Linked DNA regions of Homo sapiens: region 1 is linked to region 2. Evidence: chromatin loops called from intact Hi-C (ENCODE). Cell type or tissue: heart left ventricle. All regions are shown on one strand. Each heading gives the region's core, and the rest is flanking DNA. Links, peaks and the distances in the headings are about the cores only. Region 1 overlaps PFKL (phosphofructokinase, liver type). Region 2 overlaps UBE2G2 (ubiquitin conjugating enzyme E2 G2).

Region 1 (12,021 bases), core at 129-8,128, 490 kb before region 2:
CAGAAGTGAGGTGCTGGGTTGGGAAGGGGCCCAGCCAGCACCCCAAGGCTGTGCAGCGGGGTCTGGTCTGTCTTTTAGAGTTCAGAAAATGGTTGAGAAAATGCGGACACACACCCCCACCCAGCTTCAGGCACCTGACCCTCCTTTTCCCTATCTGGAAGCCAGGAAGAGGCGAGAAGGAAGCCGGCCTTGAGTGGGACCAAGCCAGGGAGGCAGGAGTGGCTCGTGGGTGTCACTGTCTGAACCCCGGCCTGCAGAGGGGGCTCCTTCAGACCTGGCTGAGCCAGGCCTGTGGTGGCTGCCCACCCGCCCTTTTCACAGCTGTGGCAAGAGCGGGAGCTGCTGCTTGTTGCCGGCTACTGGCAGTGTCCTGGAGCCAGTGTGGCTCCACAAGTCCTGTCCTGTGTGGCTCTGGGTCACGCCTTTCCTGTGGGCCAGGGGTCCGTGTTGTCGAGAGGGGAGGGCGTTGTTCAAGGATGTCTTTTTGCACAATAACCTGTGCAAAGGTAGCTAGAAGACTTGAAGCAGGCCGGGTGCGGTGGCTCACACCTGTAATTCCAGCACTTTGGGTGGCCTGGTGGGTTGTGGGCCCAGGTGGGAGAGGAGGCCCGTGGCCTTGGAGGGTGAACTCGGGAAGCTCCATCCCATGAGATTAGACAAGAAAGGCCCCGAGTCTGGAGGGCAGACAGGTTGCTGTGGGGCCAGCCCGCCTGCCCACCAGGGAGGCGCTTTCTTGGTGAGGCTGGTGAAGCCCCAAAGCCCACCTGTGGTTCCCTGAAACACAGAGGGTCCCCAACCAGCTTCCTTGTTTGCAAAGTGGGAGCATCAGCAGTGGAGGGTTGGGAAAGTTGAGAGCCTGGGGTGGCACGTGCCCCCCCCACCCCCTGCCACCCCATGCACAGACTAAACAGAGAAGGGGGGCTCGCTGGAGGTTGCTGAAGGGCCAGCCTGGCAGGTGGTTCTTGGGCCAGCGGGGAGGGGCACCCAGGGTGACAGGCGGTTCTGGATGCTGGTGGAGGATCTGGAGATGGGATGCCCCTCCTGGCCCTGTGGACAGGCCGGCTGGGTGGGCCTCCCATCTCTGTCTGAGCTGGGGGTTCCAACTGCTCAGCCTGGCCCCAGTGCCTGATATGGAGTGGGCAGCGCTTCCTGGCTGCAGCTGGGAGGGTGCCCACAGTGCACCTGCTGGCCGATCATGGCATCCCAGTTGGGCCTGTGCCTTCCTCTGCAAATGTCCTCCCTTCCCAAGCCCCGTGCAGCTGCAGCGTCTCTGTATGTGAGCTCCCATGCGTGGACAGGGAACAGGTGGTTTTCTGCAAGGGAGGAGGACTCCACACACTTCCCCAGTTCAGGGCTGGGGCTGATTCATGGAGGATGATCTGGGGCGAGTAGGATGGGAGGAACTGACATTCTGGGCAGAACCAGAGTCCTGTTTCATGAGTTCGGAAAAGCAGTCTGCAGGGCTCTCCCAGGCCACCACTGCTGCTGCCGTGTGGCTCCCCATGGTGGGTGCTCTGTTTTCCTTCTCGGGGCCCCACTGCCTTCCTAGAAAGGCTGACCCTGGCCGAGGGGAAGCCTGTGGCATAGTGTGCCCTTCTCTTTGCCCTCTATGTCAGCCGGGCAGCAGGAGAGTGGGGACTGGGAGGCACTTTCTGCCCCAATGCTGAAGTCTGCGTTTGTTGGATGTATGGAACAGCCAGCCTCACCATCCTGCCAGTGTTGCCCAGTCCTGGGACTTCTCGGGCCTTGATTTCCCCTTCTGTGAAAGGGGGTTGGGGACAAGACAGGCCACCTTGCAAGTTCCTTCCAGCCAGCCCACAAGTCCTGTCCTGTGTGGCTCTGGGTCACGCCTTTCCTGTTGGCCAGGGGTTGGTGCTGTTGAGCAGGGGAGGGCGTTGTTCAAGGATATCTATTTGCACAATAACCTGTGCAAAGGTAGCTAGAAGACTTGAAACAGGCCGGGCGCGGTGGCTCACGCCTGTAATTCCAGCACTTTGGGAGGCTGAGGCTGGTGGATCACCTGAGGTTAGGAGTTCAAGACCATCCTGGCTAACATGGTGAAACCTCGTCTCTACTAAAAATACAAAAAATTAGCTGGGCATGGTGGTGCGCATCTGTAATCCCAGCTACTCAGGAGGCTGAGGCAGGAGAATCGCTTGAACCAGGAGGTGCAGGTTGCAGTGAGCCGAGATCGAGCCACGGCACTCTAGCCTGGGCGACAGAGCGAGACTCTGTTGCAAAAAACAAACAAGAAAAAACCCCAAAAATCAGCCAGGCGTGGTGGTACATGCCTGTAGTCCCAGCTACTCGGGAGGCAGAGGCAGGAGAATCGCTTGAACCGGGGAGGCAGAGGTTGCAGTGAGCCAAGATCCCGCCACTGCACTCCAGCCTGGGTGACAGAACGAGACTCTGTCTCAAAAAAAAAAAACAGACTTGACCAAAAAAAAAAAAAAAAAAAAAATGGCCCGGCCTGCCTATGCCTACCTTCATCTCGCCCTGGCCTGGGCACTTTTAATTCTCTGGGCCCTTTGTCTAGTGCCCCCTCCCTGCCCCTGCAGGACACCGTGCCCTGCCTTTCCCTGGCTGGTGTGTTTGGACGTTGGTTTCCTGTTATCGCAGGTGAGGACTTAGCTTCCTGGCCCGCCACGCCTCCCTGACATGGCCTCCTGTTTGGAGCCTTCAGGCTCATGCTTACATCCTTAGCTGATCATTAAACTTTGTGACCATTTCATGCTCACTGCTTTCTTGCCTGGGAGCTAATGGTGAGGAAAGGTCACTGGGAACCAGCGCACCAACCTCAGACATTGATTTTGTTCCAGCCTTTTTTCCTGGGCAGGGGTGGCTATCACCTGCTGGTAGGCAGCGGCAGGCCCACTGTCCTGCCTGCCCTCTGACTGCGGTGTCGGCGACTGCTGCCCGAGGTTTATTTTGAGAAAGAAAAGCCGATTAAAGGGCCATTAAAAAGGTCTTTTGAAGATTACAGCTTCCAATGAGGTTAACAGAGAAAATTTCCTCCTTCAGGCCGCAGCCAGTCCCGTTCTAAAATCCAGAACGTGTCCCTTTCCAGTCCCGTTCTAAAATCCAGTCCCAACAACAAAGTGGCCATGTGACATGGCCACTTTGTTCTCCTCCCAAGGGCTCAGCACAAAGCTGGGTTTTGGCAGCTTCATTGTCTCCGGGCGTCAAAGCAGGTTTTATTTTGCAGAGCACCCTGAAGACATTTGGAAGTGAGGGGTACCCTTGCTGACCCCTGATCCTGGGGCCCCTTTGCCGTTCCCAGGTCCCCTGACAAGCCCACCAGGCCCCCTGCTGAGATGGCTGTGACCCTGGGCTGACCCGCCCAGTGGCACATTGACTCCGCCTGGAGCTGGGGAGACCAGAGAGGCCCTGTGGTTGGACGGTGGCCTGGGTGCGCTGCTCCTGCCCTCTCCTTGCCCTGCCTCAGCTGCTGCCTGCCAGAGGTGGGCTTGGACCTGTGGTGGGACCAGGTCTGCAGGGAGGGCGAGGGAGGGACGGAGGCTTAGCTTCGGCCAGCTGTGGCTGAGTGGATCTCCCTCACTGCCCCCAACTCCAGTGAGGGTGGGGGACAGGGCGCTGCACTCACAGCACCACCTTGGACGCCCAGCCTCAGGCAGCAGGACTTGGCTCTGCTGACTGTTTTTGGTTGTCGGGTGCTTGGGGTGGCTCAGCTGTCTGGGGGGGGCTCGGCTGTCTGTCTCGGGGGGCTTGGCTGTCTGCGGGGGGCTCGGCTGTCTGGGGGGCTCGGCTGTCTTTCTGGGGGAGCTTGTCTGTCTGTCTGGGGGGCTTGGCTTTCTGGGTGTGTGTGGGATGCTTGCTGGGTTCCCGCCCCAGTTTCAGCTGTAGCAGCCGTGCTCCCATCTATGTGGGGATGTGAGGGAGGCACTGTTCCTTTAGAGACGGCGTTGCTTGCTCAAGTGGAGAAGCTGCCAGTGTGGGCAGCTCCAGCTCCCTGCACGCTCTGTGCTCTGCCCATTCTAACGTCTGTGCCCCTTCTTCTGGATGGCTGCCGGGCTTGGCTCTGGCCCCCCTGTTGGATCCCCTGGCTGCTGGGTGGGGAGAGGGCCACCTACTGAACCTGAGGGTGGGTCTGGGTGAGTCCTGGCTCTGCTGCCACCTGCTGGGCTCTGGAAGGTCCCTCACCCTCCCTCTGGGATCTCATTGGATTCCTGTAGTGTGGGGATGGTGGCAGATACTCTGGCTGCTACGTGAGAACAGTGTGCCGATCCCTGGGGTTTCTCAAGGCGTGGCACCTCACCTCACACCTGCTCCCTGCTGCTGAGCCCCACGCCAAGCTGGAGAGCGGATGAGAAGCATGTGTAACCAGGGTAGAGGTCGAGAGTCCTCTCGTGGGGGTCTCCATGTTCAAGGGAGCTGCCGAGGCTTGAGCAGGAGCCCCCAGCAGGTCAGCACCTCCAGCCTCTGCAAGTACAGGGGGGTGGGAGGGCAGGGGCTTTTGAGGGGCACGAGGCTTGGGGACAGAGGACCCGCATGGCTTAGGGATGGATGGCATGGTATGGGTGCTGGGAGGGAGGCAGGAAGAGCAGGGCTGGTCCCAGGGGCAAGCACAAACTCAGGCCTGTTACACGGCCCCAGACCTCACTCAGAAGGGGACCCTGGCCGCTGGCGTGGGTTTCCTCCTCTCTGAAGATTAGGTGGTCTTGGCTGCCCCTTTTGTATGAAGTCATGGATATCTTTTGAGATGGGGGCTCTCGGGAAGAAGGTGTGGGGTACATTAGCACCAGCGTTTCCTGAGTGCCGCCTCCCCCGTTAATGTCCCTCTCCAGGAAACTGGCTTTGCCAAGGCCCCCGCTGGGACAGACTGTTTCTTTCACTGCAGTCCTGGGAGCCGAGGGCAAGGGGACAGGAAAGAGGAAGTGACCTCAGAGCCTGGTGGCACCAGCATCATGTCCAGGCTGGGGGGTGAGGGTCCCTGAGGCCCTGGGGCAGGGCAGTGCTGTTCCCTGGGTGGCTGAGGCCGGAGGGGCTCTGTTCTCAGTCCCCCATCTCATTGCGGAGGAAGGAGCCCAAGCCCCTTCCAGCAGGTGCTTTCCTCAGTGCCCAGAGGTGCTCCCCGGCTTCTCCATCCCCACGCCGCAGCCTGAATGTCTGGGGTGGGGCCGGTGTGGGAGGTGCCGGCCTCTTTTCCACCTGCCCCACTTTTTATCCTGCTCTGTGGTCAAGGCCTGGCCCCGTGGCCTGTGAGTGTGGGGGCTCCGTGGCAGAGGTTGGGGCGGCGGGGTGTGGAGTTCGGGACACCCACACATGCCTGATTGCCATGCTCTGCATGGGATGTTCCCAGTTTATCTCTGGGCACCATACTCCAGGTGCTCGGAAGCTGAAGCCTAGAGCCTGCTGGGTTCACCCGAGCCTCCACCCGGGGGCCCAGGGCTGGTCCTCAAGTTTCCTGGCCTGGTGCCTCCTGAGATGGGGAGGGTGACCAGGCCTTCCCTACCCCCTGCCCTCTGAGATGGGGAGGGCGTCCGGGCCTTCCCTGACCCTTGCCCTCTTGAGATGAGGAGGGTGACCAGGGCCTTCCCCCACCACCCGCCCTCTGAGATGGACAGGGTGTCCAGGCCTCCCCTACCCCCTGTCCTCTGAGATGGGGAGGGTGTCCAGGGCCTTGCTTCTCAGCGTGGGACTGACAGGTTTGCCCTGACCTCCACAGGCATGAACGCTGCTGTCCGGGCTGTGACGCGCATGGGCATTTATGTGGGTGCCAAAGTCTTCCTCATCTACGAGGTAAGGCCAAGGTGGGCTGTGTGTGTGCAGGGAGTGGGGACCTCCTGAGGCGCATGCCGAGGTGTGTTCTGTGTGGGTCACACTGGGAGACGGGGTGGTCCTGGCCTGGAGGAGCTGATGGGTATGTGGTCTTGGGGAGTGTGAGGGGGAGCTTGGGGCCAGGCCAAAGGCATCTGCAGAAAGAAGACCTACTGCCTTGGGACTCAGCCCGGCTGGAGGCTCAGAGGCTGCAGAGCACGGGCCTGGGGGCAGGGAAGGAGCTGGGTGGACAAGGAGTCGAGGCCCTGCCTACAGTGATCGCTGACGGGCCAGGCCCCACCCACCACACCCCTGCCTGGTGTCCCCCAGCCTGGCCCTTGTCCCGCCCCGAGGCCTCTGTGAGTGGGGGCCAGGGACCTCACCGCCTCTGCCCTTGTCCTCCCCAGCCTCCTGCCTCACCACCCAGACCCGGGGGGCAGCCGCTGGCAGCAGCTCTGCTGTGTCTATGTTCATTGTGTCCCCGCAGGAGCAGCGGATGCCCTACTGCCTCAGCCCCAGTCCCCGTGGGAGATTTGGGGCTCGCCCTCCGTCCTGGGTATTTACACACCCACACTTGCGCTCACACATGTGCACACACAGGCGCATTCACACACTTGGGCCACACCACGCACTCACAGGCTGCATTCTTGCCTTGTCAGGTGGTTTTCCACATTCCACAAGACAAGGTCTTTTGTTATTTTGTTGCCACTTTTTATGTAATATGTAGCTGTTTATATAAAATGTAGCAACCCCAGCTCTGCAGCCCCAGGCACTCAGCCCCACCCCCCTCACTGCTCACTGCTCGCTGCTGACCACTCACCGCCCTGGGTCTCAGTTCCCCCATCTTGGCCCCAGGGAACAGCAGCCTGTCCAGCCCTCCCTCTGCAGGACTGTGTGAATGAATGAGTGAGTGGGCAGTCTGTGCTGGCCCGTCCTCTCCCTGTGGCCAGGCTGGGGCCCTGCCAGTATTGGATTAGGAAGCAGGTCTCAGAGCCCTGGGGAGCTGGGTGTGGGGGCCTCTCTAGGCAGGCTGGGCTGTGTCCGTACAAACCCCTCCTGCCACCTGCTCGACCTTCAGTTTCTTCTTCTAAGTGGCAAAGGGGAGAAATTAGGGTTTTCCGGAACCCCCACACATTTGTGGTTGGGAAAGACTCCTGTGGCAAAAGACAGAAAACAGGTTCATCGGTGCAGGGCGTGTCCTGGAAAAGGGGAGAAGAGGCACTTTGCCGTGCCTAGAGTCCTGGCTTCTGCAGAGCCCAGCAGAGACCAGTGCACATGGAGAAGCCGAGGGGTACAGGGACGCAGCGTGAGGCCCTCGGAGGTGGGGGAATGCAGGAGGGTGAGTTTATGGGAAAAAGAATGAAGTGGGTGGGCGCGGGTCCTGGGGCTGTCTCTGGGTCCTGAGGGCTGTGAGGGGCATTTACATCCTGTCCAGGCGGTAACAGGAGGAGCCTTAGTCTTGGGATGCTGTGTGCTGCTTTCCTCTCAAAGGGAGGCAAGGCTGAGAGCTTCCCTGAATCTGCTGCCTAGTGGGCTTTAGCTCAGAAACATCCACATCTAAGAGGCAGATTTTGAGATGAGACATTCTGATATAGCGGCCCAGGGAAGACTTCCCCTCCGTCCCATGAAGGTTCTTGGAAGAATCCACTTGCGAAAAGCGGATTAATAGGGCAGAGGTGCTGGCATTCATTGTGAATAGGCATGGAGAGGTAGGGCGAAGATGCTGACCTGCCCTCCTCCCAGGGAAAGGGGCATGGGCAGCCTGGATGATTCTAGGGGGGTAGGAATTTTTTTTTTTTTTTTTTTTGAGACAGAGTCTCATTCTGTTGCCCAGGCTGGAGCGCAGTGGCACAATCTTGGCTCGCTGCAACCTCTGCCTCCCAGGTTCAAGCAATTTTCCTGCCTCAGCCTCCTGAGTAGCTGGGATTACAGGCACCCACCACCACGCCCAGCTGTTTTTTGTATTTTTAGTAGAGACGGGGTTTCACCATGTTGGCCAGCCTGGTCTCGAACTCCTGGCCTCTGGTGATCCACCCGCCTCTGCTTCCCAAAGTGCTGGGATTACAGGCGCGAGCCACTGTGCACGGCCATGAATGGTTTTTAGGGGATTCAATGGGCTTGGACAGCATCTGTTAGCCCTGGTGACCACCTGCCCAAGTGTGTTGGCAGACACAGGTCTTTCTTCCTACGATGACCTCAGTGCATGGAAACTCAGGGAGGGGACTGGCCGTCACTGTTCCTTTCTCCAGCAGCTATGGGCTTTAGGCAGATTCGGGGGCTTCAGGGAGCAGCTGCATCCTGAGCTTGGAGGAGGCAGAGGGTCGAGAGGCAGAAGGGGGAGGTCAGGGAGACCTGCGGCTGCGTCAGTTCACATCAGACTGCATTTTGGGTTTCTGAGCCCCCAGCGCTGGCTTCCTTCAGCAGGGAGACCGATCCCTTCTCCTTGGGGCTATTGTTAGGGCAGAAAGGGAGGGTGGCCTTGGAGGTGAAAACCCTTCTCAGTTCTGACACAAAGGAGGGCTCAGAACAGGCTACTCTTATCCCCCCAGGCAGAGCCCACAGCATAGCAGGGAGGGCCCTGAGCCTGGGTCCAGGCCTGCAGGGGTGAGAGGAGGGGGCGGGGCTAGAGGGGAAGGAGGGGAAGGTGAGCTGGGCCTAGGAGGACAGAGACGGAAACAGAGTGGGTAGAGGGGGGCAAACAGCTTCTAGAAGATTCCAAGGGTAGGAGGAGGTTGTGTCTGTGAGACTGATTCCAGCAGAACTGAGCCACTGGCCTTGTGGGGTCTCTGGGGACTGCTGGGCTGGCCATACCTGCCTGCCCCTCCGCCCAGTGGGGCAGGGGCCTGGCTGGCGCCTGGGCTCTGTATTGGATCCTGAGTTTTGCAGACAGACCTGTGTTTGGTGGCCTCCTGCTCAGGTGGGGCTGTGGGTTTGGGATCATTTTCCTGTTTTCCTTGTTCCTAGCTCAGGGCTGGTACAACCAGAGGGGGCCAGGCTGGCCTGGCCTGAGCCGGAGGAAGTAGCTCTGTGGTCCCTCAGATCAGCCCCTGAGATGGGGCAGGGGCACCTGTCCCCCAGCCCAGCTGGTGGGGAAGGGAGGCTGTCAGGCTAGAAGCCCGCCATGGCCAGAGTGGGGATGTTCATGCGCCCCGCAGCGCGCACTATCCCTTGACCCCCTGCCTGCTTGAGGCACTTGCCCTCCTGGCCCCCAGGGCCCTGACACCTGGTTGGGGAGAAGGCGGAGGGAGGAGCAGAAGCCCACAGCTGAGCTGGCATCCGCCCTGGCCGAGGAATGGCTGCTCCACTGCCTCACCTCACGGCCTGGAGAAGGCTGCTGATGCCATGGAGGGACCGGGGCTGCACGGAGGAGGCCGCCCTTCTCCTCTCCACACCCTTAGTGAAATGCAGTCATGAGTGTCCCTCCCCTCAAACAACAAGAAAGGGCTGGCCGTGCAGTAGGAAACGGGCACGTGGCACGGAGGCTGTGCAGGTGCCATCTGGGAAATCCCAGGTAGAACCGCATGAGAGGCAGATCCACGGTACTGGATGGAAGGCCCAGTGTGGCCGGCGTGGCGGGACGCGGAGCCTGGAGCCCCTGCCTGGGGTGTTGCCGGCCCTACGAGCGATGGCCACTCGGGTCCCCTGGACCCAGGAGCTCCCTCGGGTGGGGGCCCGCCTGTAGGGAGGTGTGTGTGTTCTCAGCTTCCCGCTCTGGCGGGCAGATGGTAGCCTGGGCTGTTCACACGGCCGCCACACAGCAAGAGCACGCGCCGCACACCCCGCCGGCCGCATGCCTGGGAGGACTCCAGTGGGGACAGAAGGAGCCACGCACAGCAGCCTCTGTGGTGTCATTTCTAGGATGTTCAGAACAGGCAGACCTAGGATGCACCCTCAGGAGCTGGATGGCGGGCTCCGCTGGGGCCTTCGGGACGCTGAACTTGCCTGTGTGGATCTGGGTGGGGTGAGGGAGCTCAGACAGGCCCCTGCACCAAAGCACTTGCCACAGGAGTCACGCCCCGGGACACACGGACTCACCAGCTGTGCAGAGGGTGTCTGGAGCCCCCTAGGGGGCACCCGGACCCTGTTACCCAGGCCCTGGGATGATGGTGGGGCCTCACAGTCAGCACCCTGGTCCTGCTTTCTGCTGGTGGGGTGAAAATCCTGCTCCCAGACCACTTGCTGCCGGCCGCCATGGGGTCCCCTATCTCATGCCTGCCCCACTCTTGATTTCAGGGCTATGAGGGCCTCGTGGAGGGAGGTGAGAACATCAAGCAGGCCAACTGGCTGAGCGTCTCCAACATCATCCAGCTGGTGAGGCCTGGGAACGCGGATGCATGTTGCACTTGGACTCGCAGACAGACACACAGAGACAGACCTGCACACACAGACACACACACAGAGACAGACACGTGCACAAACACACACATGCAGACACACAGACATGCACACAGACGCACACACACACAGATGTGCACACACACAGATGCGTGCACACACAGACCCGTGCACGGACACACAGGCGCGCACAGACACAGACACGTGCACAGACACACACAGACATGCACACATACAGACACACAGACGTGCACACAGACACACAGACGCGCACACAGACACACACAGATGCACACAGACATGGAGACAGATACACATGGATAGACACATGCAGACACATAAATACACAGATACACACGTAGACACACAGATGCGCACACAGGTACACAGATACAGAAACATACAGACATATGTACTCAGAGTCACACACACACGTGCCCCATCGCACAGGGACTCAGGTTCAGGCCGACCCTGTCATCTGCTGCCATGGAATTGTTGGGTCGCAGGGTCATGGGGTTGCCAGGGGCCAGGAGGACCTGGAGACGTGGCCGTGCTGGGTCCTGGGGGAGCCCTGGCTGAGGCTGGCTATGAGGGGCCACGTGAGCGCACCTGGAGCTGCTGAGGCTTGAGCCCTGGAGGCCCTGGCCGGTTCCCTGAGTTGGTACAGGGCCTGTGTGTGCACGTGTGCACGCACATGTGTGTGGCAACCTATGCGTGTGTGTACTGTGCTTTCCAGTCTCCAAAGCCTTCCACTCTATTACCTTGGGGCTTCCCAAGCCCAGGACCGGACGGACATCATCCTCCTCTTTGTCTCTCCAAGGAGAGAGGCCCAGGGAGGTAGGGCCACCTCAGGTTTCCAGAGACCCCGGGGCTTCTGCCTCTCACTCTGCAGGGTCTGCCAGCCCCTTGCTGCCCAGTCCTGGGGTCCCTCTGGTGATCCCCAGGGGCTGTCTGCCGCCTGCCATCTCTCCTGAAGTTTCTGGTCTCCTCTGTGCAGGGCGGCACTATCATTGGCAGCGCTCGCTGCAAGGCCTTTACCACCAGGGAGGGGCGCCGGGCAGCGGCCTACAACCTGGTCCAGCACGGCATCACCAACCTGTGCGTCATCGGCGGGGATGGCAGCCTCACAGGTGCCAACATCTTCCGCAGCGAGTGGGGCAGCCTGCTGGAGGAGCTGGTGGCGGAAGGTGGGTCTGTGCCCGGCGCACTGTAGGCCCTGGGGTTTTGTTTTGCCGCTGCTGCCAGGCGTGGGAATGGGCAGGACAGAGGGACGAGGGATCCCTGGGTGCCCCGAGGCAGAGGAGGGGCTGTCTGGCCGTTGGCCGGGGAGGAGTAGTGTCTGCCAGCACGAGCTCAGATGTCTCCCAGAGATGGAGGTCAGTGCTCAAGCCTGAGGGAGGGCACCCAGGCAGTGCATGGGGCTGGTGGAGGCCGGTGTTGCTCACCCTACGCTGCGTAGACAAGTCTTCTCTGTGATTGATCCGAGTGAGATTCTGGACATGCATGGTCACAGTCTGCAGAAATAGAGTTGAAGTTGGGGTGACATAAGACACAGAGTCCCGAGATTGCTGCTTGGAAAGTGGCCTCTCGGAGCCATGTCTGTTCCATGTCCCTCATGTGGGGGACCCTGATGTGAGGCCTTGGCCGCTCTGCAAGGCACCCCAGAGGTCCCCCGTCTGCACTTGGCCCCAGCGGATCCAGCCATGCTGCCACAGGGTTCCAGGCAGGAGGAGGCTGAGCCTGGAACTCCGGGGCCCCTGCCGGGCTGCACGCCTGGGATGCGGGGGAAGGGGTGGCAGGAGAGGGGTCTCTGGCCCTGTGGTGGGGCCAGTGGAGCCTCAGCCAGGTCCTCCTGCTGCTCCTGGCCCAGGTAAGATCTCAGAGACTACAGCCCGGACCTACTCGCAC
Region 2 (16,653 bases), core at 6,914-14,913:
TTAAGAGATGCTCAACATCATTAGTCGTCAAGGAAATCCAAGTCAAATCTGTAAGGAGACCCCACTTTACACCCACAAGAACAGCTGTTATCAGACAACAGCAGTGTTGGTGTGGAAGTGGAGAAACTGGAATGCTCATACACTGCTGCTGGGAATGCAAAATGGTGAGCTACTCTAGGAAGATAGTCTGATAGTTTCTTAAAACATTAAACGCAAATTTACTCCACACCCCAGCAATTCCACACCTCTATATCTGGTCTAGAGAAATGAACTCCATGTCCACACAGACAGTGTGACAAGACAAGTGTTTACAGCAGCATTGCTCAAAAGAGCCAAAAAGTAGGAAGCCCAAATGTCCATCAACTGGGGAATGGAAAAGGAAGGAGCTGCTGATACATGGTATAACATGGATGAACTGCAAATACATTCTGCCAAGTACAAGAAGCCAGGCACAGATGATTAGACAGTGTATGATTCCACACATAGGAAAAGTCAGAAAAGGCAAATCTATAGTCAGAGGAAAGAGCAGGGATTGCCTGGGGGTTGGAATGGGAACTGTCTGCACATAGACATAAGAATCTTTTTGGAAATGTTCTAAAACTGGACTGTGGTGATGACTACAAAACTCTAGAAATTTACTAAAACCACTAACTTTTATACTTAATGCAAGTAAAACTTACAGTATGTAAATTATCTCAATAAAGCTGTTTAGGCTGGGTGCCTTGGATCCTGCCTGTAATCCCAGCACTTTGGGAGGCTGAGGCAGAAGGATTGCTTGAGGCCAGGAGTTCGAGACCAGCCTGGGAAACAGAGCAAGACCCCATCTCTACAAAGCATTTTAAAAACTAGCTGGGCGTGGTGGTGTGCACCTGTGGTCCCAGCTACTTGTGGGGCTGAGGTGGGAGGATTGTTTGAGCCTGGGAGTTTGAGGCTGCAGTGAGCTGTGACCAGGCCACTGAACTTCAGCCTGGGTGACAGAGCTAGACCATGTCTCCATAAGAAAGGGAGGGGAGGGGAGGGGAGGGAAGAAAGGAGGGGAGAAAGGAAGAGAGAGAGGAGGGAGGAGAGGAGAGGAAGGAAGGACGGACAGACGGTTCCAGACCTATTATTCTAGAATCCGCCTTTTCCATTTATATTGTGTACATCTTTCCATGCCAGGATGAAAATTCCACCTGAACTGTTTTACAGCTACATGGCATTACTCTATATAGATGCTCCATAAATTATGTGGAACAGTGATGTTTCCTTTTTTATTATTATTACTGCAATGAATGTGGCAATAACTTCTTCATATAGGGATCTTTGTGACACTTTTGTTGAAGAAAATGCTATGGTGAGATTACATACAATACAAATTATAAACACCTATTTTATTATCTCGGGTTTATTTCAGCAAGGCATAATACTGCCAAGAGATGCCCTGTGACAGTCTTCAGTCAACAAGAAACCTGGACATAAAGGGAGGCTGCTGTGCCCCGGACACTGGCCCCCAGTGTGAGAAGGGCTCCTGGTAGAAGCCGCGGCAGCCTGGGAGCCCTCAAGCTGGCTGCCATGAGCCAGCTGGAGAACCTGGGAGCATCCATCCACCAACTGGGCCCCAAACACACCATTCAGTAAAGGAAGGTCCTTCTTATTTCACCACAGCCTCTAGAACCACTGGTCTGGGGAGGTGACAGCAGTCAGGCATGAACCAGACAAGAAGGTCACCAAGCCAGCTGATTTGGGAATGCTGGGGCAGGACACAGAGGACAGCAAGCGCCAAGGGACTCCACGCCTTGTCCGGCCACTGGGGATGAACAGCTGTCTAGGACTCCTTCTGTCCCACATAAGTGCATCAATGAAAGAGGGCACCCACCCTCTCTGCAGCTACACCCCCGTCACCGTGGCTTAGTGGCAATGGGGTCACGGGCCATGGACCCTAGAGCTGGGCAAGACCTGTAACCATCTGTCTAGAAGATGCTGATAAACCTCTCTGTTTTGATCCAAATAAGTCAAAGAGAGGCAAAGTGACTGGGCCAAGAGCAGCAGGCCATGCTAGCACCCACAGCCACGGTGGCCACATCCCCTGGTGTGCCGCCATCCCAGCCACGCTCGATTTGATTGCAGGCTCAGACTCCACCATGAGCGTGGCAGGGTCAGCAGAGTTATTCCCGGTGTTTAAAGACACAGCCTGCGGACTCTCATTATTTAGTCCTCTCATTCACTAATCTGTTCTATTCTCCATCCTAATCCCTCAACCCTGGTCTTCCAAGGTAAAGATTTCAGTGCATCTTTGACATGTCTGTATCTTCAGACAAGGGCCCTAACATATCAAAGGCACTTAGTGTTTGTTGCTTAGATATCTAAAATGACATTTTCTTCACTGGCCCTTAAGGCAAGCACAACAGCAAAAACCAACAGCCGTTCGACTTCTGTGAGGCAAGCACGGGTTTTAGAAATACTAGGGTAGAGAGGCGGCCCTGGAAGCCATCAAAGAATAAAGAGAAAAAGAAGAAACTTATCACCAAGGAGCAAAGACTTGGCCAGATGTCTGCCAAAATAGCAGGGTGAGACAAATCGATGGGAGGACAGTTAATTCCCTAATAGGCATTTTAAGTGCACTTGTAAACGGCCTCTTGTTTGTGAAGGGTCTGGAACAGGACCAAAACCCACAAACTCACTAGGATCTTCAAGCAGGGGAATTCCAAACTAATGCAAAAAGCCTTGTTCAAACACAGAAGTGCTCTACCTAAAAATAGTTCTAATTACTTTTTAAGACAGGTTTTCAAAATATTGGTTTAATTTTACACTGTTTATTTAAAATTGGTAATAGTTACCCTAATCGATTTTTAACAATGAACATTTTTTTAAAACCACACTGGACGGCTCAACTGTTCCTTTAATGAGCTTCCAAATAGGCCTACGGAGGAGCCAACACCCCACAAATAACTGCAGACACGACAGGCGCCTTCAACCTCTACACACAGACAGGCCTCCCGCCACTCTGGGCCCCTGCAGCAGGCGTGCTGCCCCGCTGGCATGAGTGCAGGTGCGCCTGCATTAACACATGAAACAAGCAGGTTACACATCAGTTCATGTATATGATCTCCTGCTTCTACAGAAATAAAAAGAGCTGCCCCGATACAAGTATACAGCCGCACAGTCCACTAATGAGGACAGCCCAGACTGTGGGACTCGCCATCCATCTCATAACTGCCTTGGGGGCCACATTACACACAAACACAGATTCCAGAAACCTTCAGACACCGAAAAAACATGTGCCATAGGCCCAAGCAATTAGGATATTACAAATGATCAGGAAATGGCAGGCGTGCTGTACCATCTGAATAGCGTTTGATGATTTTTTAAAAACATTTTGTTTATCCAAAATACTAATTTTCATATCAATTTAACCTCCACAGACAACACTTAGCTGCAATCTGTTTCTCAGACCAACCCATAGAGCATTAAGAATTAATGTGATCCAAGCAACTGGCGAATTCCAAAAGCATCATGAAGCTTAAGATCACTTCAAGCCAGAGCCCACACTTGTTTCACAGCCCTCACTTTTCCGGTCCTTGCCCTCTAGAGCACTTCTCAATGCAACAAAATCCAACCCAAGACCTTGCTGCAAATTAAAAGACCTCACTAATGAGATAACAAAGACTGGGCTTGGCGCGGTGGCTCACACCTGTTATCCCAGCACTCTGGGAGGCCAAGGCAGGCGGAACACCTGAGGTCAGAAGTTCGAGACCAGCCTGGCCAACATGGGGAAACCCTGTCTCTACTAAAAATACAAAAATTAGCCAGGCACGGTGGTGGGTACCTGTAATCCCAGCTACTAGGGAGGCTGAGGCAGGAGAATCGCTTGAACCCAAGGGGCAGGAGTTGCAGTGAGCCAAGGTTGTGCCACCGCACTCCAGCCTGGGCAACAAGGGCGAAACTCCATCTCAAAAAAAAAAAAGAAAGAAAGAAAAAGAAAAGAAAGAAAACAGAGACTGATTACAAATTTCAACTTCCTAAATTTTATTTAACCTCACTTTGCTGAAAATACACTAAGAATGGCCAAAAATTGCACATCTAAGGTAGAAAGAAGAAAAAGCAAAGTGAGTCAAGGCCATAGAACACTCTAAAATCAGGGGTCCATGTGTTTCTCTTTCCAAGCAACGTCACCCTAAGTTAAATGCCACGAATCCCAGAACCACACTGCTCACTTACTAAGCCATGTCTTGGGTCGGAAAGAACACAAGGCCAACAAGTCCAGACAAGGCAACAGAAAAAGGAGATGCAGCACACGAAGATACGAACTGGGAGGAAAGGAGAAGAAAAAGAAGTCCTGGCCCAAAGGCAGGGCAGGCAAGGCTGCGCTAACATGCCTGGTGTGGTCAGACACATCTTTGAGGACCCTTTTCTCGTCAAAATTTCACACCTGAAGGGGCTACTTCTGGAAGCCAAAGCCACCTACGCCATTTGAGGTTATTTTAACCACGATCATACAACATTCCAAAATTACCACCTTAAAACTCTCAAATATATAATACATATATTACATAATTATAACTAAACCTTTGACTGGCTCTAAGGAAACACTCATTTCTTTTGGATCAATGCTCAGGTTCTCTGCTTTCAGACCAGCAGCCTAGACGAGAGCTGGGCATTACTGGAGAACTCAGTCTTTTTTCCAGCTGATGCTTTTGGACACAGTCACACTGCTGATGTGATTCTTACATCTGACTTCCAGCAAAGCCCTAAAAACTAGTACACCTAAAATTAACTTACATGATCAATGCCTCCCATTCAAAAAAGTTCTCTTCATTCATGGGGCCTGTAGGGTGAGAAAAAATTTCACAACATTTTAACTTTGAAGGAACTTTGGCAATTAAAAGTAAATTATAAGGAAGTTAACTTTGGTACCTTACCTGCTACAATTCCTTCCGGAGGATTCAGTGTTAATTCTATAAAATTAATAAGTAAAACCATTACCAAACAGAATAAATGTTACATTGTCATTTTAACAAAACACCTTTACAAAATATATAAGCCTATAAACCATAGAATATGCATATTAACAAGTGAAAATTCTGTTTGCCCAAAGTGAATACCTAGTACAATAACGGTTCTGATAACAACTACACAAAGTTTTTTTGTTTTTTTTTTGTTTTTTTTTGAGACGGAGTCTCACTCTATCACCCAGGCTGAAGTGCAGTGGTGTGATCTCAGCTCACTGCAAGCTCCACCTCCCAGGTTCATGCCATTCACCTGCCTCAGCCTCCCAAGTAGCTGGGACTACAGGCGCCCACCACCACGCCCAGCTAATTTTTTGTATTTTTAGTAGAGACGGGGTTTCACCGTGTTAGCCAGGATGGTCTAGATCTCCTGACCTCGTGATCCGCCAGCCTCGGCCTCCCAAAGTGCTGGGATTACAGGCATGAGCCACCGCGCCGGCCCAAATAGTTCTTTATACCAACAAAACATAGACTTTTCTTTTTCTTTTTCTTTTTACAAATGCAAAAGCAAACATAAGGGGTACACTGTCTTTCCAAACTGTTCCTGCTGGTTACTTTGTTGCTTAGTTTTGAGACAGGGTCTCACTCTGGTTGCCCAGGCTGGAGTCCAGTGGGCAACCAGAGTGAGACTGGGGAAATTAATAAAACAGTAAGCAAACATACAGAAAAAAAAAAATCAATGAAACCAAAAGGTGGTTCTTTGAAGAGACAGAAAATTAATAAATCCTTGCCAAATAAATATAAGGTATAAGGACTGAAAAAGAAATAAAACTCATTATTCACAGATGCTATGTCCATATATACAGGAAAGCCCAAAAGAATCTAAAGATAATTAGTAAAAGTGAGTTTGGCACAGTTGCTGAATATGAGGCATATATATATCTTTCTAAAAGATATATAAAAATGCAAACAATCCAGAATAGCCAAGACACTATCTTTAAAAAGAATAAACAGAGGGCCAGGCGCGGTGGCTCACGCCTGTAATCCCAGCACTTTGGGAGGCCGAGGCGGGTGGATCACCTCAGGTCAGGAGTTCGAGACCAGCCTGGCCAACATGGCGAAATCCCATCTCTACCAAAAATAGAAAAATTAGCCGGGCATGGTGGCATGCACCTGTAGTCCCAGCTACTTGGGAGGCTGAGGCAGGAGGATCACTTGAACCCAGGAGGCGGAGGTTGCAGTGAGCCGAGATCGCGCCACTGCACTCCAGCCTGGGTGACAGAGCAAGACTCTGTCTCAAAAAAAAAAAAAAAAAAAAAGAATAAACAGAAAGCTTCATCTATGAGTTACCAAGCCTTCCTTACAGAGCTATGGAAATTAAGGCAACGTAGCACTGGCTCAAAGTTAAATTGAACAATGGGGCACAAGAGAAAGCCCAGAAGCATACCTGTACCAACAGAGACCCTGACTCGAGGGAACACAGAGCTATGGCCCAGAGGCAAAGGGCAGTCTTTTCCATGAATGATGCTCATCTCTAAGACAAAAAAAAATCAAACTTTCCCCATCTCACACCACATATAAAAATCAAAATAGGTAAGAAGAAAAATGGAGGCAGAGTTGAAAAGAGCCACTGTCAGAGTCAACACGAATGATGCTGTGGTCCAAACGCTTGCGTCCCCCCAAAATTCCTATGTTGAATCCTAATGTATGTGGTATTGGGAGGTGGGACCTTTGGGAGGAGATTAGGTCAGGAGGGCAGAACTCTCATGAATGGAGTTAGTGCCTTTATAAGAAGAAACGAGAGATTTGCCTCTGGCCATGTAAGGGCACAAGGAGAAGACAGTCATCTGCAAACCAGGAAGACAGCCCTCACCAGACTTCCCAGCCTCCAGAATTGGGAGCAATAAATGTTTGTTGTTTAAGCTCCCTGGTCTTTGGTATTTTTTTACAGCAGCCTGAACTGACTAAAACAGATGGCTAATAAGCACATGAGAAAATGCTCAACATTGTGAATCATAAGGGTAATGCAAATTAAAACCACAATAAGATACAGCTCAATAGCTTCAGCATTATCAGTATCTTTAGTCACAAAAGAATGGCCAAAATTAAAGACTTAAAGTGCTGGCAAGTTTAGCAAGTAGATCTCTCATGCACCACTGATGGGAATGCAAAATGGTTTGGTTACCCTTTGGGAAAGAAGTTTGACCATTTCCACTAAAATTACATATATATTGACTCTAAGACCCAGCAATTCTACTGGGTCTTATGTTGCCATAGACTTTTGTGTGAATGTTCATAGTAGCTAAATTCGTAATAGCCCCAAACTGGAAACAACCCAAATGTCCATTGATATGGTTTGGCTTTGTGTCCCCACACAAATTTCATCTTGAATTGTAATCTCCAGGTGTTGAGGGAGGAACCTAGTGGAAGGTGACTGGATCATGGGGGCAATTTCCTCCATGCTGTTCTCATGACAGTGAGTTCTCATGAGATCTGGTGGTTTTATAAGTGTTCGAAAGTTCCTCCTTCACTCTTCTTTCTTGCCACCTTGTGAAGAAGGTGCTTGCTTCCCCTTCGGCTTCTGTCATGATAAGTTTCCTGAGGCCTCCCTAGCCATGTGGAACTGTGAGTCAATTAAACCTCTTTCCTTTATAAATTATCCAGTCTCAGGGAAGTTCTTATAGGAGTGTGAAAACAGATGAATACAGTAAATTGGTACCAGGGGTACTGCTATAAAGATAACCTGAAAATGTGGAAGCAACTTCAGAACTGGGTAGTAGGCAGAGGTTGGAACAGTTTGAAGGGCTTAGAAGAAGGAAGATGTGGGAAAGTCTGGAACTTCCTAGAGACTTGCTGAATGCTTTTGACCAAAATGCTGATAGTGACATGGACAATGAAGCCCAGGCTGAGGTGGTCTGAAAAAGAGAAGAGGAACTTCTTGGGAACTGGAGCAATGGTCACCCTTGCTATGTTTCAACAAAGAGAATGGTGAGATTTTGCCCCTGCCCTAGAGATCTGTGGAACTTTGAACTTGAGAGAGATGATCTGAAATTGGAACTCGTGTTTAAAAGAAAGCAGGGAATAAAAGTTTGAAAACTTCGCAGCATGACGGTGCAATAAAAAAGAAAAACCCATTTTCTGGAGAGAAATTCAAATAAGTAACAAGGAGCCAAATATTAATCGCCAAGACAATGGGGTAAATGTCTCCAGAGCATGTCAGAGATCTTGGCAGCAGCCCCTCCCATCACAAGCAGGGAGGCCTAGGAGGGAAAAATGGTTTTGTGGGCCAGGCCCAGCCCCGCTGCTACTCTGTGCAGCCTTGGTACTTGGTGCCCTGTGTCCCAGCTGTTCCAGCTCCAGCCATGGCTAAAAAGGGCCAAGGTACAGCTCAGGCTGTTGCTTCAGAGAGTACAAACCCCAAGCCTTGGCAGCTTCCACGTGGTGTTGGGCCTGTGGGTGCAAAGAATTCAATAACTGACGTTTGGGAACCTTCACCTACATTTCAGAGGATGTAGGGAAACGCCTGGATGTCCAGACAGAAATCTGCTGCAGGGGCAGGGCCCTCATGGAGAACATCTGCTAGGGCATTGCAGAAGGGAAATGTGGGGTTGGAGCTCCCAGAGTCCCCACTGGGGCACTGCCTAGTGGAGCTGTGAGAAGAGAACAACCATCCTCCAGACCCCAGAACGGTAGATCCACCAAGAGCTTTGCACTGTGCACCTAGAAAAGCCAAAGACACTCAATGCCCACCATGAAAGTAGCTGAAGGGGGTGGGTGTGGGAGGGCTGTACCCTACAAAGCCACAGGGGCAGAGCTGCCCAAGACCATGAAAGCCACTCCCTGTATCAGTGTGCCCTGGATGTGAGACACGGGGTCACAAAGGAGACCATTTTGAGCTTTAAGATTTAATGACTGCCCAGCCGGATTTCGGACTTGCATGGGGGCCTGTAGCCCTTTGTTTTGGCCAATTTCTTCCATTGGTAATGGGAGTATTTATCCAATGCCTGTATTTCCATTGTATCTTGAAAGTAACTAACTTGCTTTTGATTTTACAGGCTGCTAGGCAGAGGGGACTTACCTTGTCAGAGATGAGACTTTGGACTTGGACTTTTGAGTTAATGACGAAATGAGTTAAGACTTTGGGGGCCTTGCTGGGAAGGCATGATTTGTTTTGAAATGGAATGGTTTTGAAAGGAACATGAGATTTGGGAGGGGTAGGGGGAGAAATGACATGGTTTGGCTTTGTGTCCCTACCCGAATCTCACCTTGACTTGTAATCCCCAAAGTGTTGAGCGAGGAACCTGGTAGGAGGTGACTGGATCATGGGGGCAGTTTCCCTCATGCTGTTCTCGTGATAGCGAGTTCTCAGGAGACATGATGGTTCTATAAGTGTGTGGCAAGTTCTTCCTTGGCTTGCTCTTCTCTCTCCTACCGCCTTGAGAAGAGGTCTGTTTCCCTTTCTGCCATGACTATAAGTTTCCTGAGGCCTCGTCAGTTATGCAGAACTGTGAGTCAACTAAACCTCTTTCCTTTATAATTACCCAGTCTCAGGTAGTATCTTTATGGCAGTATAAGAACGGACTAATGTACCGATTAACCGTTTAATGAACCCACAACCTTGGGTAGAACAAGGCCTACCCAAGGAAAAATTATTTCACTCAAAATACCACTAACACCTGCTGAGAAGCCCTGATCCAGGAAACAGAGGTCCTGAAGAGACCTAAGTGCTGTCACAAGGGTGTGCTGACACCCAGCAGTGAGAGAAGGCAGAGTGGCAAGGAGGGGCCAGCAAGGCAGGCCAAAGGCAAGTGCTGGCCCCAAGGGCCAAGTGCATTAAACATTTCAGGGGTGGGTGGGAACTGAATGTGAATGAGGTCAAGTACCAAGCCGACTAAGACCTTGGATTTCACAAGCCACACCCTGATGTTCTCCCTTTGTGTCTCTTCATGTGGAGTAGATCAGGAGAAATAACCACAGAACCTAATTTGCTAGGCTTCCTACACCCAGTCATCTAAAATCTAGTCCCATTCTTGTGTCTCAAGCCAAACCGCCTAATTATAAGAAAAAAATAACAGATTACGGCAGATAGACTGTAAACTGCTAAGCAGGTGGGGTGCGGGAGAAACACAATGTCAGTGGGCAACTAAGTAGAGGCCTGGCAGCAGAACACACAAAAGCTTTACAAATCACCTTCGTGGGACCATGAAGAAGAGCTCGTACCAAAGAGAGCTGGCTTTATTCTTCATCTGGAGTTCCCCTTTGGCACTCCCCTGCGTGACACCCTCCCTTAGGGAGGGGAAAGGGTGGTCTAAAAACTGCAGCTCCAGACCTGCTCCTGGCAATGCAGGCTCAGCACAGAGACCTGCCCGGGTGTGCGCTGGCCTTCCCGCCAGCTTTGTTATTCAACAGTGGCCTCTACTGGTCAATAAAGAAGTGCAGCAAATGAGTTCAGAGGCTGGAGGGAATGGTTCAGGGCACTTATTTTTTCCATTTTGTTTTTTGCTTCCAAAGCATATACACGCGTACACAAAATAATATACAGTTTCATGTTTACTGATAAGAAACAAGTTCAAAAAAAGAGACGAATCTTGGTATCAGGGAAATTTTCAGAGGCCATTCCTTGCCACTTAAAATAGTGGCTTAACAAATAGCTACCACACAAAGTGAAATATAACCTTTGACCCAGCAATTCCATTTCTAGGAATCCATCCCACAGATAACATTGGTGAAGATAAAAAATGTATACACAGGCTATTCATTTCAGGACTATTTGTAAAAACAAAAAGAAATTAAAAAGAACTTGAGTGTCTATCAACAGAGGACCAGTCAAATTATGATACATATACCAGTGGGGTACTTTGCAGCTATAAATACCTCTACATGCTAGTACAGAACAAACTTCAGGACATATTACATGAAAAAAAAGAAGGTGGAGAAAAGTGTGTGACTAGGGCCTTTAAGAGGTAATTAAAATTAATGTGGTCATTAGGGTGGACCTTAATCCAATCTGACTAATATCCTTTTAAGAAGAGATGAGGACACAGGCATAGAGGACAGAGCCTCAGAAGAAACCAGCCCTGCCCTATCCTTGATCTTGGACTTCCAGCCTCCAGGACTATGAGGAAATACATTTCTGTTGTTTAAGCCGTGCCCAGCCTGTGTGGTAGAGCAGCCCTAGCAAACACAGTGCTGAAACAACTGCACTGCCATTTACAAATAATTTACAAATAAACCTTGGCCTTTATCTCATACCATATGGAAAACTTTGATATGGATCCCAAACCTAAATACAAGAGCTGAAACTATAAAACATCTAGAAGAAATCATAGGAGAAAATCCTACTGCCACCTGATGTTTGGCAGTTATTTCTTAAATATAACACAATAGCAAGAAATATTTTAAAAGTCAATAATTGAATTTCATCGAAATAATAAAAACCCTTCTTTTTTTGTTTTTTTTTTTTTTTGAGACGGAGTCTCGCTCTGTCACCCAGGCTGGAGTGCAGTGGCGTGATCTCGGCTCACTGCAAGCTCCACCTCCCAAGTTCACGCCATTCTCCTGCCTCAGCCTCCTGAGTAGCTGGGACTACAGGGGTCCGCCACCATGCCCAGCTAATTTTTTGTATTTTTAGTAGAGAGGGGGTTTCACCGTGTTAGCCCGGATGGTCTCCATCTCCTGACCTCGTGATCCGCCCACCTCAGCCCACAAAGTGCTGGGATTACAGGCGTGAGCCACTGCGCCCAGCCAAAGAACTAAAACTTAAGAAAATCAACACAATTTTGAAAGAAGCAAAGACTCAAGTCACTTTATCTAAAAAGACATATGGATGGCAAATAAACACGTGAAATGATGCTCAACATCACGAGTCTTATGGAAATGCAAATGAAAACCTCAGTAAGGGCCGGGGGCTGTGGCTCATGCCCGTAAATCCCAGCACTTTGGGAGGCGAGGCAAACTCCTGAGGTCAGGAGTTAGAGACCAGCCTAGCCAACATAGTGAAATCCCGTTTCTACTAAAAATACAAAAATTAGCCAGGTGTGGTGGCACGCGCCTATAGCCCCAGCTACTTGGGAAGCTGAGGCAGGAGAATTACTTGAAGCCAGGAGGCAGATGTTGCAGTGAGCTGAGATCATGCCACTGCACTCCAGCCTGGATGACAGAGAGAGCACCTCAAAAATAAAAAATAAAAAAAAATAAATAAATAAAACAAAACCTCAGTAAGACTGCTATACACCCAATAGAATGGCTAAAATTTTTAAAACTGGAAGGGCGCAGTGGCTCGCAGTTGTAATTCCAACACTTTGGAAGGCCAAGACGGGCAGATTGCTTGGGCCCACGAGTTCGAGACAAGCCTGGGCAACATGGCGAAACCCTATCTCTACTAAAAATACAAAAATTAGCTAAGCGAGGTGGCATGCAACTGTAATCCCAGCTTCTTGGGAGGCTGAGGTGGCAGGATTGCTTGAGCCTAGGAGGCAGAGGCTGCCATGAGCCATGACTACACCACTGCACTCTAGCCCGAGTGACAGAGTGAGAACCTGTCTCAAAAAAAAAAAGAAAGAAAGAAAGAAAAAAGAAAACAAAAAACAACTGGCCACGCGAAGTGTCAGCAAGGAGGTGGGGCAACGGGAACACTTAATACACTGCTAGGGAAATGTGAACTAGAGGAAAACTGGCCGTTTCTTTAAAAATTAAACACACACTTCCCATTATAACCCTGGTTATTTACACAGGAGAAATAAAAGCATATATCCACAGAAAGACATGTACATTTAGGACATGCACACAGGGGGAAGATGGCCATGCGAAGATGGAGGCAGAGATTAGAATTACACTACCTCAAGCAAGAGAATGACAATAAACGCCAAGGATGACCAACAATCACCATTAGCTGGAAGAGGCAAGTAAGGGTTCTCCCCTCGAGCCCTCAAGAGGAAGAATGACCCCATCAACACCTTTATTTTAGATGTCTGGCCTCCAGAACAGTAAAAGAATAAATTTCTGTTGTGCTAAGCCCCCCATGGGCAGCCCACTTCTACCTGGGTCTATCTCTGACACTCCTAGGAAAGGCTGGATGATGAATGAAGACAGAACATCAAGACAAGACAGCAGTTTACAACAATTGAGTTCTTTCCTGGCTCTCCTTTTTTCCTGTTTATGAACCTAGGCAAAATCATCTTGTCTGTTGCTCAATTCCATAAAATCTGTAAAATTAGGGGGCTTGAACAGAATCATAGCCAAGGTCCCACCACCTCTGAATTTCTGCAGTTATATGACTACTCCCAAATACAATAAAGTGTGCATGAACATCTAACCAAATTTATCTAAACCCCTTCTATGTAGAGATTGATTCTGTCAAGTCCACCTTTACACTGGAATGTGCTACCTTAAAATACGTTATGAGGACAAACTAGATGTTAAGATACACACACAAAAAAAACCAGTAAATGATACACAAAAAAAACCCACTAAATTTTATCACATTATTAAGATACAGGAAAAACAAAGTCCCCTCAATAACACACTGTATTCATCTTCTGTCACTGCTGTAACAAATTACCACAAATTTAGTGATTTAAAACAATACTCATTGATGATCTCAGAGTTTCCAAGCGTCAGAAGTCTGGACACAGCATGGGCCAGCTAGTTCTCTGCTCAGAGTCTCACCAGGGCTGCCACTCCAAGTTCATTGAGGTTGCTGACAGAATTCACTTCCACGGGTCTGTTGGTCTGGGATCATTCTCAGCTTCTTGAGGCTGCCCGCCTTCCTTAGGTCATGGCTCCTTCTTCCATCTTCACAGCCAGCCACAGAAGGTAGAGATCTTGTCATATGTTGAATCTCTCTGACCACCCCCATCCTGCCTTCACTGACTGCTTTTGAGCCTTATGTTATTATTGGATCCTTCACGGTAATCCAGAATAATCTCCCACTCTTTAGGTCTGCTGATTACTAACCTGACTTGCATCTCCAAAGTCCCTCCACCGAAGTACTAGAAAGTGCTTGAATAACAAGGGCATGGGAATCTTAGTGAGGTATGTTTAGAGTTCTACCTTCTACACATAGTCCAAAATTTCATGTTAACATGTAAAAACACACAACACACTTCCGTGACAAACCTTCGGAAATCAACCATTATTTAGGTCTTATTACTGCAAACTAATTGACAATATAATTGAAATAACAGATGAAGCTTCTGTCAGGACAATAAAAGGGAGAACATATCTTTGCTAATGCAAATATCCTTAGAAAATGCAAGTTCAACAATGCAAAGACTGGCCTGAAGCAGCAGCCTGAACTTAATTTCCTATGCAGGGGTTTAATGATTTTCTTCTCAATAAAAATGAGAAGGCCGGGCGTGGTGGCTCACGCCTGTAATCCCAGCACTTTGGGAGGCCGAGGCTGGCGGATCACGAGGTCAGGAGATCGAGACCATCCTGGCTAACACGGTGAAACCCCGTCTCTACTAACAATACAAAAATTAGCCGGGCATGGTGGCGCGCGCCTGTAGTCCCAGCTACACGGGAGGCTGAGGCAGGAGAATGGCATGAACCCGGGAGGCGGAGCCTGCAGTGAGTCAAGATTGCGCCACTGCACTCCAGCCTGGGCGACAGAGCAAAACTCCGTCTCAAAAAAAAAAAAAAAAAAAAAAAAAAAGAGAAAATACCTGCTCACAGTCTAGCCTAACCCTAGAAATAGGGCTAAAATAAAACTAAAACAGAGACACAAACACAAACCAGGATACCAAGAAATGGTAGGTGTTCACACATCTGACCCACCAGCCAGGTTTCCCATGAGGACACAGAAGTAATAGTCCCCCACATCCAACCCTCTGTTCGAGTATGAACATTGTCAGAATCAAAATGGAGTCACTTTCGCCAAACCCTGACAACATAGAGGGAGGTCAAGATGAAGACAGAAAAATCAGCCAGGTGTAGGGGCACATGCCTGTAGTCTCAGCTACTCAGGTGGATTAAGTGAAAGGATAGCTTGAGCCCAGGTCAAGGCTTGCAATGAGCTGTGGTTGTGCCACTGCACTCCAACCTGGGTGACAGAGCAAGACCCTGTCTCAAAAAATAAATAAATAAATAATTATTATTTGCCAAAATATGCTTAATTTTTATTGCTAAAAAATGCTAACAATCATATGAGCCTTCAGCAGGTCATAATCTTTTTGCCGGTGCAGTCTTGCCCGGATATTGATGACTGCTGACTGATCAGGGTGGTAGTTGCTGAAGGCAGGAGTGGCTGTGGTAGTTTCTGAAAATAAGACAACAATTAAGTTTGCCACAGGGACTGACTCTTACTTTCACAAAAGATTGCTCTGTAGTCTGTGATGTTGTTTGACAGCACTTTACCCACAGTGGAACTTCAGTCAAAACTGGAGTCAATACCCTCAAACCCTGCGGCTGCTTTATCAACTAAATTTATGGAATAGTCTCAATCTTTTGTCATTTCAACAATGTTCACAGCATTTTCACCAGGAGTAGATTCCATCTCAAGAATCACTTCTTTGCTCATCTGTAAGACTCAACTCCCCATCTGTTCAAGTTTGATCATGAGATTGTAGCAACTGAGTGACATCTTCAGGCTCCACCTCTAATTCCAGTTCCCTTGCCATTTCTACCACACCTGCAGTTGCTTCCTCCCCTTAAAGTCATCCATGAGCATTGAAATCAACTTTTTCAAACGCCTGTTGTTGATATGGTGACCTCCCATGAATCACAGATGTTCTTAATGCCATCTAGAATGATAAATCCTTTCCAGAAGACTTTTGATTTTCTTTGCCCAGATCCATCAAAGAAATCACTTTTCATGGCAGCTATGGCCTTATGAAATGTATTTCTTAAATAAGTCAAAAGTGCTCCCGGATCCATGGGCTGCAGAATTGGTGTTGTGTTAGCAGGCACAAAAACATTTATCTCCTTATACCTCTCCATCAGAGCTCTTGAGTGACCAGGTGCACTGTCAGGAATAGTATTTTGAAGATAATCTTTTTTTCTGAGCAGTAGGTCTCAACAGTGGGCTTATATTCAGTAAACCATGCTGTACACAGATGTGCTGTCATCCAGGTTGTTTTTCCATCTCTAGAGCTCAGAGTAGATTTAGCATAATTTTTAAGGGCCCTAAGATTTTCTGAATGATAAATGAGAACTGGCTTCAACTCAGTCAACTTAAAGTGACCGACATTAGCCCCTAACAAGAGTCGCCCTGTCCTTTGAAGCCAGTCATTGACTTCTCTCTAGCTGTTTACGTTGTATATGGCATCATCTCCTCCCAATACCGTATAAGGCTATTTTACGTACCTTGTAAATCTATTGCTTAATTTAGGAGCCACTTTCATCTTGATCTTAGCTAGATCTTCTGGAGACCTTGCTGCTTCACCTTGTGCTTTTCTGTTATGGAGACAGGTTATTTACTTCAATCTCATGAACCAACCTCTGTTAGCTCCCAATTTTTCTTCTGCAGCTTCCTCACTGCTCTCAGCCTTCATAAAACTGAAGAGTTAGGACCTTGCTCTGGATTAGGCTTTGGCTTAAAGGAATGTTATGGCTGGTTTGATCTTCTATCCAAACCACTAAAACTTTCTCCATATCAGCAGTAAGGCTTTTTCACTTTATCATTCATTGTGTTCAACAGAGCAGCACTTCTAATTTCCTTTAAGAACTTTTCCTTTGCATTCACAACTTGGCTAACAAGAGACCCAGCTTTCAGCCTATCTTGACTTTC

What was found. A loop is a pair of places that touch in the nucleus more often than their neighbours do. Peaks named below come from ENCODE experiments on the same cell type or tissue, not always from the same donor. Only the 100,000 strongest peaks of a DNase experiment are listed, where the experiment ranks them.
Region 1: it touches region 2 in a loop (3-fold over the local background); 6 of 110 quality-filtered maps call a loop at or near these places.

The regions. Positions count from the first base shown.
Region 1 is chr21:44,300,995-44,313,015 of GRCh38, forward strand. PFKL (phosphofructokinase, liver type) reads left to right here. Exons shown (of 22, transcript NM_002626.6): 2 at 5,687-5,760; 3 at 10,012-10,089; 4 at 11,111-11,300; 5 at 11,984-12,021. Among named protein-coding and RNA genes, the nearest start is that of PFKL, 7.0 kb to the left of the region's middle. RefSeq lists enhancers at 1,085-1,224, 3,790-4,589, 4,629-5,283, 5,284-5,937, 6,593-7,246 and a silencer at 9,769-9,818. In heart left ventricle, for the core only: a CTCF peak has its summit at 4,128 (motif pointing left); no DNase peak of the experiment used is centred there; H3K4me3 peaks cover 670 bases; H3K27ac peaks cover 225 bases.
Region 2 is chr21:44,783,162-44,799,814 of GRCh38, forward strand. It overlaps UBE2G2 (ubiquitin conjugating enzyme E2 G2), which reads right to left. Exons shown (of 6, transcript NM_003343.6): 2 at 4,899-4,934; 3 at 4,759-4,804. Among named protein-coding and RNA genes, the nearest start is that of UBE2G2, 10 kb to the right of the region's middle. RefSeq lists a silencer at 5,231-5,455 and an enhancer at 10,047-10,136. In heart left ventricle, for the core only: CTCF peaks have their summits at 10,343 (motif pointing left) and 10,549; a DNase peak (open chromatin) is centred at 10,290.